2 separate regions of the Mus musculus genome follow, and region 2 is linked to region 1. A link is a contact called in ENCODE Hi-C or POLR2A ChIA-PET data. All regions are on one chromosome and are shown on one strand. Each heading gives the region's core, a stretch centred on a gene start or an enhancer-like site at or near the end of the contact. The rest is flanking DNA. Distances are from core to core; before and after follow the strand shown. Region 1 overlaps Med13l (mediator complex subunit 13-like). Region 2 overlaps Med13l (mediator complex subunit 13-like).

Region 1 (5,760 bases), core at 933-3,432:
GTGGTGGTTGCTTTCTTTGAACGTGTGATTCACACAGACTCACTTTTGTGTGGTAACTGCTTGTTACTCTGGTGCCTTCTCTTATTGAGAAGCCAAAGGACAACCTGCAGCGTCAGTTTTCCCCTCCCACCATGTGGGTCCTGGGGACTGAAGTCAAGTGTGAGGCCTGCTTGATGGCAACCATCTTTACTGGTTAAGGCATTTTGTGTCCCATCCTCCGAGCCCCCAACCTCCACCGCACATTTTCAGACAGAGTGTTATGTAGTCCAGGCTGGTCTGGAACTTACTCTGTAGCTGAGACTGGCCTTGATCCTCCTGCCCCCATCTCCCAAGTGTTGGAATTATTTAAAGGAATCTGCTGCTGTATTTAACCCCTAAATTGTTTTTAATTTAAAGTAGAAAAGTGCTTTAGAAATACTGAGAGTCAGCCAATATGCCATTTTCCTGGTCTGAGAAGGACACGAAAGGAGAAAAAAAGAAAAGACAAAGGAGCCAAAGGACAAGTGGCATTCCACGAGCGCTCCTCTTGTATGTCTGTGTGCATGTCCATGCCTGGTGCCCATGCAGGCCAGAAGGCTTTGGCTTCCCTGAAACTGCAACTCAGATGGCAGTGACCTACTATGTGAGTGCTGGGAACTAAACCCAGGTCCTTTGCAAGAGCATCAAGTACTTTCAGCTTCAAGTCTGTGAGCCATCTCTCCAGCCCTTAACCGTGTGTTGTCTGTGTCTTCTTCCCCATTACTTCAAGCAGGACAGGGTGTCTGCTGCTTCTTGCAGATGAGGGCGTGGGCAGAAGGTAGATGCCTGATGTTCTCACGCATAGCAACCCTTCTGCCCATTTTCTTAAGCAGAAATGGCCGAGGGTAGGCTTGTTCTATTAAAATTAAAGTTGCTTTTCCTGCCCATAGTAGCAAGGTTCTCTGGTTAGTGCTGTAGAACAAGAGCCAGTCCACTGCTGTAAACACCTCCGACCGACGCAGGAGGGGGCAGGGGATGGATACAGTGACTCACTGGTGGCCAGTGGATCCTTCCACAGAGAGAAGGAACACAGAGAAGAGAGTGCCAGACCAAGGCGTAGTAGACTCACCCCCAGACCTAAGCAGGAGTTAGATGACTTTTTGTGTTTCTAGGTGTGTCCCCCATGGGATGGGTGTGGATGTAGACGTTAAGGACTAAGCTTCAGCTTCCTGTGGTTTCCCTCCCTCTCACTGACTGTGACTTAGCTTTCCTAGGCTCCTTCTTGCCTCTACCCGTATTATCCAAAGCCACGCCGTGACTCACTGCTCCCTTCCTGAGCTAGCCCTGCACAGCGTTACTCTCCAGGCTTTCCATGCTGTGTGTAGGACAGGGGTTAGGAGCTGCAGCTGAAGGCTCCTCGTGAGCCCTGCCCTGCGAAGTCCTGTTGGTGTGGAGGAGCTGTTGGGCACGCAAGGTGGTGGGAACCCAGAGATACGTGTTAAGCCCTAAGTAATGTCAACAGTATCTGATGTTCTTGATACTTCCTAATTCACACTCCCCCTCTCCCCTGTGAGTAGCCTCGGTGTGCAGTGATGGGCCCAGCAGTTTATCCTGGGTGACAGAAGGTCTGTGAGAGCAGACCTCAGCACCTTCAAAGAGAAGCTGGGCCCAGGGAGGCAGACATGGGGTGTGCTGTAAATCCTGTGAGGTTGAGGCCAGGCTGTGATGCTACAGTGCAGACCCAAGGAGACACACACACACACACACACACACACACACACACACACTTGCTCACCCTCTACAGTGAGTAAAACTTTGTTAGGTTCCTGGGAAGAAGAGTGACTGCCATACTGGTCCTGTTTTGGTCCCTTGCCAGGTGCCAGGTCAGGCAGCAGGCTGTTTGTTATGTGTGTGACTCGTGCTTTCAGAGGTGTCTGTGAGTATTTTCATGTGAGCATGATAATGTTTTTAGGCTTTCTGTAAAAGAGGGTGGATTTCTGCGTGGTAAATGCCAATTTAAAGTGTTAGACTCCTTACATTAAACACCCCCAAGGTTGCTCTCTAACTCCAGCCAGCGGCGGCTGCTAAGAGCTGTTTTTGAAGCAGTTAAAGCTCCTTTTTTTTTTTTTTTTTTTGTCCCAGAAGAGCATCCCTCTGGTGGAAATGGAATAGGGCCTGTGCTAAGGGCTGAAGAATGGACAAAGAGATGGAGTCTTTATGGCAAGGAGCCCGGGGCTGCTGGCAGTTACAGATAGCTGGGCAGCACGTGGTGCTCCCGGTGCTCTTGGAGAGAGGCTGCTCTGCCTCTGCCCACTGAGCTCAGTGTGATGGAGGGAGGGAGCCTGGGCAGGCCACTGCTCAAGGATGGAAAGCGTTCCTTCTGTGCAGTTGGTTCTGACAGGGCACTGAGTTACCATTCTGCACTAAGGCTGAGACACTGCAGAGGTCATTTGGACGGCCGGGCAGGTGGCTTTGTATTAAGTACCTCTGCAGACAGCTTCAGCCAGGGGGTTTTATATTTTAGGACTACTAAACATGGTATTTTCAGGTACTTCTGAGACTTTTTCCATTTCTTGTTTGTCAACTGTCTTTCTTTGAGCTTGATGGAAAGGAAGCCCCGGTAATACTCCTACTTCCTCTATTCCAGACACTTGAGCTTTTCAGATAGTTCAAAGGCTAAAGAGCTTGTTGATGTTTTGCACTCCTCACTTCCTGCCTTTCTGCTGTGCGCTCTTGGCAGCTCCTGGCTCTCATTCTTCCCCCTCAGGAGCCTCAGTTGTGGTACCCTGGGTCTTCCCAGGGCTTCCCTGACTTCCACCTCCAGGGAAGAGGGTTGGTGTTGGGAGATTGTAAGGAACTGGGTTTTAGGAACTATGTTTTTCTGAAAAATTTCTACCTTTTTTTTTTTTTTTTTTTTTTTTTTTGCCTACTGTACATGTGCATGAGGTGTCAGATCCTCTGGAAAGAGAGTTACAGGTAGAGAGTTGTAGGTGCTGGGAATTGAACCTTGGGTGCTCTGGAGGAGCAGCCAATGTTGGTAACTGCTGAGCCATCTCTCCAGCCCTTCTCTCTTGCTTTTACCTCTTCATCTTGACTAGATTTAACAAGGCATTTAGGTAGCATTCTTGAGAGCGTTTTGGTAGAAATACTGAAAATAATTAGGTGCTGTATTTTAAGTGACTTTTAAAACAACAAACTACTGTGAAGACCTGTGGTGTTTATGCTTAAAGCCGAGCCTGTAGCTAGCAGTCACGCTGAGAAGAGGCACTGCTTTAAATCAATACGTAAAAGCACCCTCTTGGCACTGAAGAATAGAAATATGTTGCTTATTTGTCTGAAGACTGAGGTTTCTTAAGTTGTTGTCATGGCCCCTAGAGATGCAGAGTCTCGATCTTTTTACCTCTCTAGGGCAGCTGTGACCTTTGAAGAACTCTTGTCCCTTCTACATCCCAGGTTCCTAGATAAGGTCTCCAGGGTCAGAGACAGGAGCTGTGCATGGAGAAAGTGGCCGGTTCTGTTGCCCTTTTGACATATGCTTACGAAGACTAACTGGGGGTTTCATTTCTGCTATTTCTACGTTTGTGCATACATTTGGTTTCGAGCTTTCTTTTGATTATTTTAAAAATTGACCAAGTAGACGTTAAGCTTGCTTACATTTATCTTTAACACATGGCTGATACAATTACCAGAAGAGTTGAAGTATGACAACACTTCACAGGGTTTTGCACAATAGGTTAAGAAGTCTTTCAGTTTTTTCTGCCTGCCTTTTGGGAATCAAGTGCCTGTCTGTCTGTCTAAGGCCAGGGTGGCATTGCTTCTGAGACAAGTGCCTGTCTGTCTGTCTGTCTGTCTGTCTGTCTGTCTGTCTGACTATCTAAGGCCGAGGTGGTGTTGCTTCTGAGACAAGTCCCTGTCAGTCTGTCTAAGGCCAGGGTGGAGTAGTTTGCACACATAGGAGTTGAAGCTGCCTCTGCCTCATATACCTGTGAGTTGAGTATAGTCTGCTTGTCTTTCTTCCTAAGATTTTAATATGTTTTTTTTTTGTTTATGTGTCTGCATGTCTGCCTGTGTGAATTGGTGTTCACTTTGTGTGTGCTGTGTCTGTGGAGGCCAGACAAAGGTGTTGGAGCCATTGGAGCTGGAGTGACAGGTGGTTTTGGCTAGCATCATGTGGGTGCTGGGAATTCAACCCTGGTCCTGTGCAAGAACAGCCAGGGCTCTTAGCCACGGAGCCATCTCTCCAGCTCAGTGCTGCTTGCTTCAGTTAGTAGAAGTATGTTAGTGAGGATAGACCTTTGAAAAAGTAACCATTTAATTGCCTCCTAACATTCTGAATGTAACTATTTTGACATATTTAAACTATCTTTTCTAATTGTTGTCTTAACTGAGAAAATGAATATGATTTGAGGCAAGATAAAAGTTATTAATAGTTCGGGTGCATTTTATCTCCTTTGTTTTCTCTGTGGTAGTCCCTAAGTGATTTAAAATAATTTGTCTTTTTGTTTTTGATGCTCTAATACTTTTTATTAAGCTTAGATTTTTGTGCCCTCAGTTTGAAACTGACAAGTTTCAATTGAATGCTTCATTTTATACCACTGACTTTAAAGAAAGAGAGGTAGGTAGGTGTGTGTGTGTGCACACATGTGTGCATTCATGTTTGTGTACATGTGTGCTTGGGCTGGGTGTTGCATTTACCTGGGAGACCAGAGTCTGACTGGCTACCCCCTTTTACCACTTACCACCTTAGTTTTGAGACAGAGCTCTCTCATTGAATACTGGCTGGTCAAGAGTCCCCAGGATCTGCTTGTCCCTGCCATTCCCTAGCACTGAGAACCAGGTCTACACTGGCACATGGAAGTTTACATGGGTTGGGATCCAGACTCAGGTCTTCATGCTTGTGCAGCAAGCATTACATCCACTGGGTCATTTCCCAGGCCCCATTATTGATTTTGAGAGCATCAATACATTATGAATTGAGAGAGTAGGATTTTGCATAGGGTACTGGTAGGACATGACTTTGTTGCATGTAACAAGGTGTGGTTTTTCAGGGTGGCAGCAACAGAGACATTCCAGAGGGGGACAGTCCTATACATTTTTGATGACAAGGTCAGTTTGTCTGTTATCAAATGCTCAAAACAGTTCGATATCTTCTAATTTATGCTGTAATTAGAACAAAGGGACTTAAAACCTTCTGGAATGCAAAAAAGAAGTCAATTTAGCAAAAATGATCAGATTGTCTGACAAGTTGCCTGGATTGTTTCCTAAAGAGATAGAGCTGGGCTTACTGACCCCAGCCTGTGCTCAGTTATGAAGCGTGGCCTTTAGAGCTAGTGTGGGGAAGCACTTCTCTGTATCCATGCGTCACTGTCATGGATTGTAAATGTGCAGGTGGATGCCTGCAGGAGCTAGACCTAGCCACCATCACGCCTGTTACCATTCATGTCTGCACAGTGCAGGAGGTCTTGCACTCAGTGAGGCGGGAAGCAGTCCCAGGGTCAGAGATCAGAAAGCTAAGCCAGCTTCCACCTAATGTGATAATCTAGATGGAAACATCTAGAGTTTGTTTTTTAAAACACACTCACAAACCTTCTTAGAATAACTGAGTTTAGCAGCACTAACAGGTACAAAAAACAGAGTACAAAGTGGGGGAAAAATACTGCAATGAAGAATCTGGCAAAAGAGCCAGTGCAGAGAAAATAGAAAATTTCCCAAAGGTCAGAAGGAAGAGAGCCAGCAGCCCAGTTAGGAGAGTGGAAACAGAGAGCTTCAGAACTGGGCTCTAAACACATGAAGAGTTTTCCT
Region 2 (5,760 bases), core at 2,265-4,764, 96 kb after region 1:
TGTATGCTAACATGGCTTAGTGCATACTCTGGTTTTGTGTGAGACTACTCTGTAATGCATTTCTTCTTCTATTAGCAAATGTGATTAATGTGGCACACAGTGTTAACTGTGCTCTCTCCCCAAAGACATCAGATGGGAGGCAGCATGTAGAAGCTGAATCATTTGGAGAGGCTCGGTGATTGATTTAAACATAAAAGGATTAATTGGTCCCTGAACCAGACTATTAAACCGTACTGTGATCTTGACTGAAAGTGGGAGAATTACAAATGCATTGCATAGAATAAATTAATACATGTCATGGCTTTAACCCTTTCCCTCTGATTGCTTTTTGTGGTTTTATGGACTATACTCTGTTGTGTGCTTGGTGGTGCAGAGGGGACTAGGTGTGGTCCTGATGGAATAGGATATGGGGCGGAGCGAGCATCAGGGTCCAAGGAATCTGGGGCAATGCTCACAGACTGGATTTTCTAGCAACTTCCACCTGTGAAGAGTCTGAGCATCGATGCCAATTGTTACTGAACAGGGATCTAAAGTTCTCAGTCTGTGGGACATTGATAAAGAGGAACTGGGTTAATGGAGCCCTTCTCCCCTGGGCAGCTGCATGGAAGGCTGAGCTCCTGAGGATACATGCTGTAAGAATACCAGAGCCAGAGAAAACTCTTTTTCTCTTGAGCCAGGCGTGTGCTGCTCTCTGAGGAACGGTACTCATTTGTCCTTTGCAGGGAGAGGAAGTGTGTCCACTCACATTGTTTATGTTGAGGTTCTTGTGTGGCCCGCTGTTACAGAGTAGTCTGGGTGGCAGAACAAGTAAGTAGTTGGTTCAGGGGCATTTGTGACCCATGCCGTGTGTGAGTTTTCCAATAACATGACTCCCACATTTCAGAGTGGAGTCTTTTTTTTTTTTTCCCCGAGACTTGCATGCACACATAGGTGTGGGGGATCACTTGCTTGAGGTTTTTTAAGACATTGTGCTGTAGAAATCTCAGTGGTTATCTTTGTCCATTTCTGACTATGGCAGCATCACATCATGTGCAGCTTTAAATGGCATGCCACGTGGCTACTTGTTGAGGTCACCCATTGATCCCCTTTGCTGTGCTTTCAGCTGTTACTGAGTCGGGATAGAGTGGCCTTCTCTCCTGCTCTGAGCAGTTCCTTCCTGATGGCTTGCTCACTGGAGTGATGGAATTTGGGTACTGCCAGTTGCTTGGTAGAAAGCCAGAGAGCCTTTGTGACATCTAGTCTTTAGAAAAGAGCCAACTCGCACCACAGACTTAGTGTTCTCAGCACGGTGAAGGGAGATGACAATCAGGAGGGCATGTCTGAACTCAGTGTAAAGGGGATGGAGGATTCTTTCATTTACTGCTTCATTACTGTTAGCAGAGTTGGTCCGTGCCATTGCTAAGTAGAATAATGATGTTTATTCAGGTGAGTTGACTTCAACATTGTCTATGATTATAAACTTTAATTGCTCTCAATGTTTTTGAATTATTAATCTTAGTAAATTTTACTTAATAGAAAATCTTTAAAGACAGATATCTGAATGGATGAGTCTGACTTGCCTTAAAGTTTAGTAAATTTCAGATGGAGTTGTGCACACAGGGATGGAGAAGTCACCTTCTACAATGACAAGGAAAACGAAAGGGAATCTCACTAGCTTCTTTCTTCTCTCTGCCCATGGCTGGGTGCTGTTGGACCACAAGGAACACAGCTGAGTTCTTCCTCATGCTCTCCCTCCTGAGAAGAGCCCAAGGGAGGGGCTCTCCTTGCTCTACAGGGCTCATGTTTCTCACCTGGCTTCCGATGTGGCTCTGACTTACTGCTGGTGTCCTGCCCTGCCCTCATTCCTGAATTTCATATTTCTGTCTTACTGCCTCTTTCAGATGTGCCTCACCTGGGCTCTGCTCGCCAGTGCTGCCCCCTAGTGGTACTTCCTCTTCCTCGGACTGCTCTGCCTGTCCCTTGTGTCACTGTGCACAGTGCTGTTGAGAAGAGAGCCATGCAGAGGATGGCAGTCCTCAGTTGAAGTCGGCCCCATGCCTTTGTTTACGGTTCACAGGCTGAGTGTGTGCTCTGCTCAGCACACTCCGTAGCCTCTCCTGCCTGCTGCTTTATAAGATGAACACTCTTAAGCATTCTCTTCCCCACACATTCAACGTGGCTCTGGATTCTGGCCTCTGCCCAGTCCGCCTGCCTCCCTCTTTGCTCTCTTGCTGCTGCTCCCTTCGCTCTGAACTCTTGAGCATGTCATCTTGTTTGACTTTGACCGCATAACCCGCCCTCGGCCTCCACTGCACATGTGTGCTGATTTTCTGAATGACTTTACACGGACTCTTTCTTCCTCCTTGGCCTGCAGCTTCTGTGGTCCAGGACCCTGGGTTTTTGGCAGTGTAGGCCCCAGAGCAGTGCCCGTGCGCAGGCACTCAGGCTGCATACTGGTGCGATGAACTAGAGGTTGCCTAAGCTGCAGGAAATCTTTGGTTAGAACTTTAAAAAAACAAAACACTTTGCAGGATAGCACTCTCAAATTTAAATGTTCATAATTGTAAGGATTCTGTCCCCCTTTTGTAGCAACTAGATACTGAGTGTGAGAGTGTGTGTGAGTGTGTATGTGTAAATAAGCACTGCCATTTACTGGAACATAGATTCTTTGTAGGTGCAGTGCGCCCAAGGCATTGCCTGTTTCCTGCTTGTTCCTTTACTTCAGTGCCGATGTCTCCTTTGTCCTGAATAACTGTCTTTCAGGCAGTCCCAACATTCTCATTCATTCTTTCTCTCTGTCTACCTGCCTGTCTGTCTGTTGAATTTTCCCACTCTTTGAAAAGCTTCATGAGGTTTTCATCAGTCACCATTTGGGTGTTGACCATGTTGTAGTGCATAGCCCCCTTTGGCCTTCCGACCTCTGACACTCACGCTGCTCGAGGAATTAGCCATGACATCTACGTTCCGATGGTGCTGTCCACCGAAGGCAGAGGAAGCCATGTGCCTGGCACGGCCGTCTGGCACTGGAAGAGTGTGGAGATAAATGCTTGCTGATGGTAGCACCTTATTAAATGAGGGTCTGCTCCTGTTTTATTTTCCTCTTGCTGGGGAAACTGTGGCCTTCTTTGAGTACTGGTAAGTGAGAGGCCGCAGCAGTGTTGAGTTGGAGGCCCTGCTGTCTGGCAGACACTTGTGGATCTTGGAATGCCTTTAAAGGACTTGCCACACCACATTGAGTGTCAGCTACTCACTCAGAGATCTCAGAAGGTAGAAAGTGCATCCTGGCGTGGTTACTTCCTTTCTCTGCTTTGGAAGTAGTGTATTTAAAGACATAACTAGGACCATTACTTTGAATAGGGACAGAAAGGAATCTCATGATATTGTATTGATTTGTGTATATATTAGTTTCCACTAAGTAAATAATTTAATAGAATAGTCATCAAATGGGAGGGGCACTCTGGCTTCTTTCCCTGCCGTGTTCATGCTTCCTGTTTGTCTCAGAGTGGCTGATCCATGCCCTGAGGAAAGGGGGCGAGGTCATGAGAGCAGAAGGGGCCTGGAGGATGGCAGTGTGGAGAGGTCCCTGTGTGTGTGGGGGGGAAGCTTCCGTGTTGGGTTCCTGTCAGGGTTTCTTTTGTGTGGTCTTGGCTGCGGGGTGGCTTCCTGCTTGCTGCCGTTCACCTGAGCGATGGCAGCATATTGCAGCTCCCATCTGCTTTGGCTTTCTTGGCAGGTCACTTCTGCTGCTTGCTGGGTGCGTAGAGCTAGGCAGATGTCGGAGGCCTGGGCTACATTTCTTTTAAACTGGCAAGAACTCTACTGTGCCTACCACTTAACCTATGAGTGTCAGATCCTGTTATAATGGTTGTGTGTTCTTGAAAACATAAGCAAGCATCTTATGGTTTAAAACATAGGATAAAATAGACCCCCAGCTTCACAATTTAGCAGTGGGTGAGGTGCAGACAGGCAGCTAGACCTGCAGAGTGAGGAACAGTGATGGGAAGTCTTATTAGGTTCTTCGTGATACCGTCTCTTTTCTACATTTTTCTTCTTTTCAGAGTAACCCAAAAATCTTCTGAGAGCCCCCACTTTGTACTTCTTGGGGTAAGGACTAAGCTTGTGCATTTACTTGTTTACTCTTTGAAGCTCTGACTGACCTGGAACTTCCTCTGTAGTCCAGACTGGCCTCAAGTCAGAAAGCTCCACCTTCCTCTCCCTCTGGGTACTGGATTAGAGGCGTGCTTTGGTGACTGCAGGTGATCCACGACAGCTGCCATTTCAACCCGGGTTCTCCCATTGGGGTTAAAGGAGCTGCTAGAGACTGTGGCAACCATCTGGCCGAGTTGTGACCTCAGGGGAAATTTGAATACAGGACTTTGAGAAGCCTTTTCGGATTTGGTGTGCTGATATCTGTTGCAGAACACACAGCATGGAAGAGAGCAGACCTTGTAGCCATTTTGCTGCTTTAAAAACAGTCTTGTATAGCTTTGTCCATCAGGGTTAACCACAAATGCTCACAGCCTTTGGATCAAAGACAACTGAGTTATAAAGCTTCTGTTAAGTGAGGTCCCAGGAGGAACACGAGTCCTTTAAGTCACTAGGACACAGCTCTCGCTTTGACACAGATGTACTATAGTGCCAGTCCAGGAGCCCTGCAGACTCAGAGAACTAATGTGCACCACAGGGACACTTTCATTGCCAGGGAACAGCTTAGCACTAAGGATAGGATGGTAGAAAAAAATCCCTAATTTTGCACATGTGCACATTTTTGTATGCATTCACACACATGTAATGTGTGTGCGTGTGCGTGTGCGTGTGTTAACAAAATCCAGTAAGACCTCACTGCATTAGAAGGATGCACTCGATAACTTTTTTAGTAGAGTGATTCTTCATGGACTCTGATAGTAATTTAATAGTTAAGTACTGCATCATCTCTCATAACAAAAACATTTGCAGTCATGGCCTCTGAGGTGGCTCAGTTTGCGCCCAGGGTCTTGTGGTGATAGACGGCCGGCTCCTACTTGCTCTCCTCCTTTGTGCACCAGGTTTCTGCAGGCACACACACAAATATAACTGACTTTAAAATTGAAGAAAAATAAATACAGATAACAGTATTTTTATTGCTTTGTAATGATGTTAATTCATTACGGGAAAAGATGAGAATTACTAAGACCCTGTGAAGGCTTCTGTAGACTACTGTGCCCAGGTGCTGCCTTCTGAAGAAGCAGAGGCCTGACCAGCAAGCGACACTGTTAGTAAAGTCTGAGCTGCCAGAGGGAAGAGCATTTCTCAGGAAGGAGAGCAGATATCAGAGAGGGCTCATAGACTGAGGCAAGAGGTTTAGTTAATGGCAACTCAGAAAATTCCAGAGTGATAACTTGATTACACAGAAAGCATTTAGGTAAAAATTATCTGCATGCATTCTGCATTGTGAATCTGTTATCAAAACACTTTACACCTTTGAAGAGAATAGGAGCTTATTAATATTCATAGTGCATTCTGAAAGCACATATAATAGCTGTGTTCTGAGAACTCAGCTCAAGATGTAAAAGACCCTTTAAAAATACTGTAGGGGAGTGGGGCTTTCTCCTTTGCAGTTCTGCAAAGCCTTCTCCAGACACCCCTGGTCTAAGGCAGGCCAGTCAACAGCCTTCAAAGGTGCCTTCGTGGTCAAAACCATTTACTCTAATAGGAACCTTTAAAGAAAAACAATCTTTCAAGGTAGAACGCTCTGTTTTGTACCTCGCTGTACTGAAGCAGCCCGATCTGTATTGTGTTGTG

What was found. Hi-C counts contacts between places; a loop is a spot of excess contacts on that map. ChIA-PET counts read pairs that join two places held with the same protein, here RNA polymerase II (POLR2A).
Region 2: a map of left cerebral cortex shows a loop between it and region 1 (2.0-fold over the local background). The contact joins two enhancer-like sites. A Hi-C loop is called at or near these places in 3 of 37 maps with a recorded cell type or tissue (Patski, left cerebral cortex and v-Abl transformed pro-B cells). POLR2A ChIA-PET finds 5 or more read pairs at or near these places in 1 of 5 experiments (embryonic stem cell).

What each region holds. Positions count from the first base shown.
Region 1 is chr5:118,612,094-118,617,853 of GRCm38, forward strand. The region is part of intron 2 of Med13l (mediator complex subunit 13-like); the gene reads left to right. Among named protein-coding and RNA genes, the nearest start is that of Med13l, 54 kb to the left of the region's middle. Within about 2 kb of position 2,183, at least 1 of the 3 ENCODE cell types and tissues checked has a DNase peak (open chromatin) inside an H3K27ac peak, as active enhancers do.
Region 2 is chr5:118,706,502-118,712,261 of GRCm38, forward strand. All of the region lies in intron 4 of Med13l (mediator complex subunit 13-like), which reads left to right. Among named protein-coding and RNA genes, the nearest start is that of Gm42015, 130 kb to the right of the region's middle. Within about 2 kb of position 3,515, at least 1 of the 3 ENCODE cell types and tissues checked has a DNase peak (open chromatin) inside an H3K27ac peak, as active enhancers do.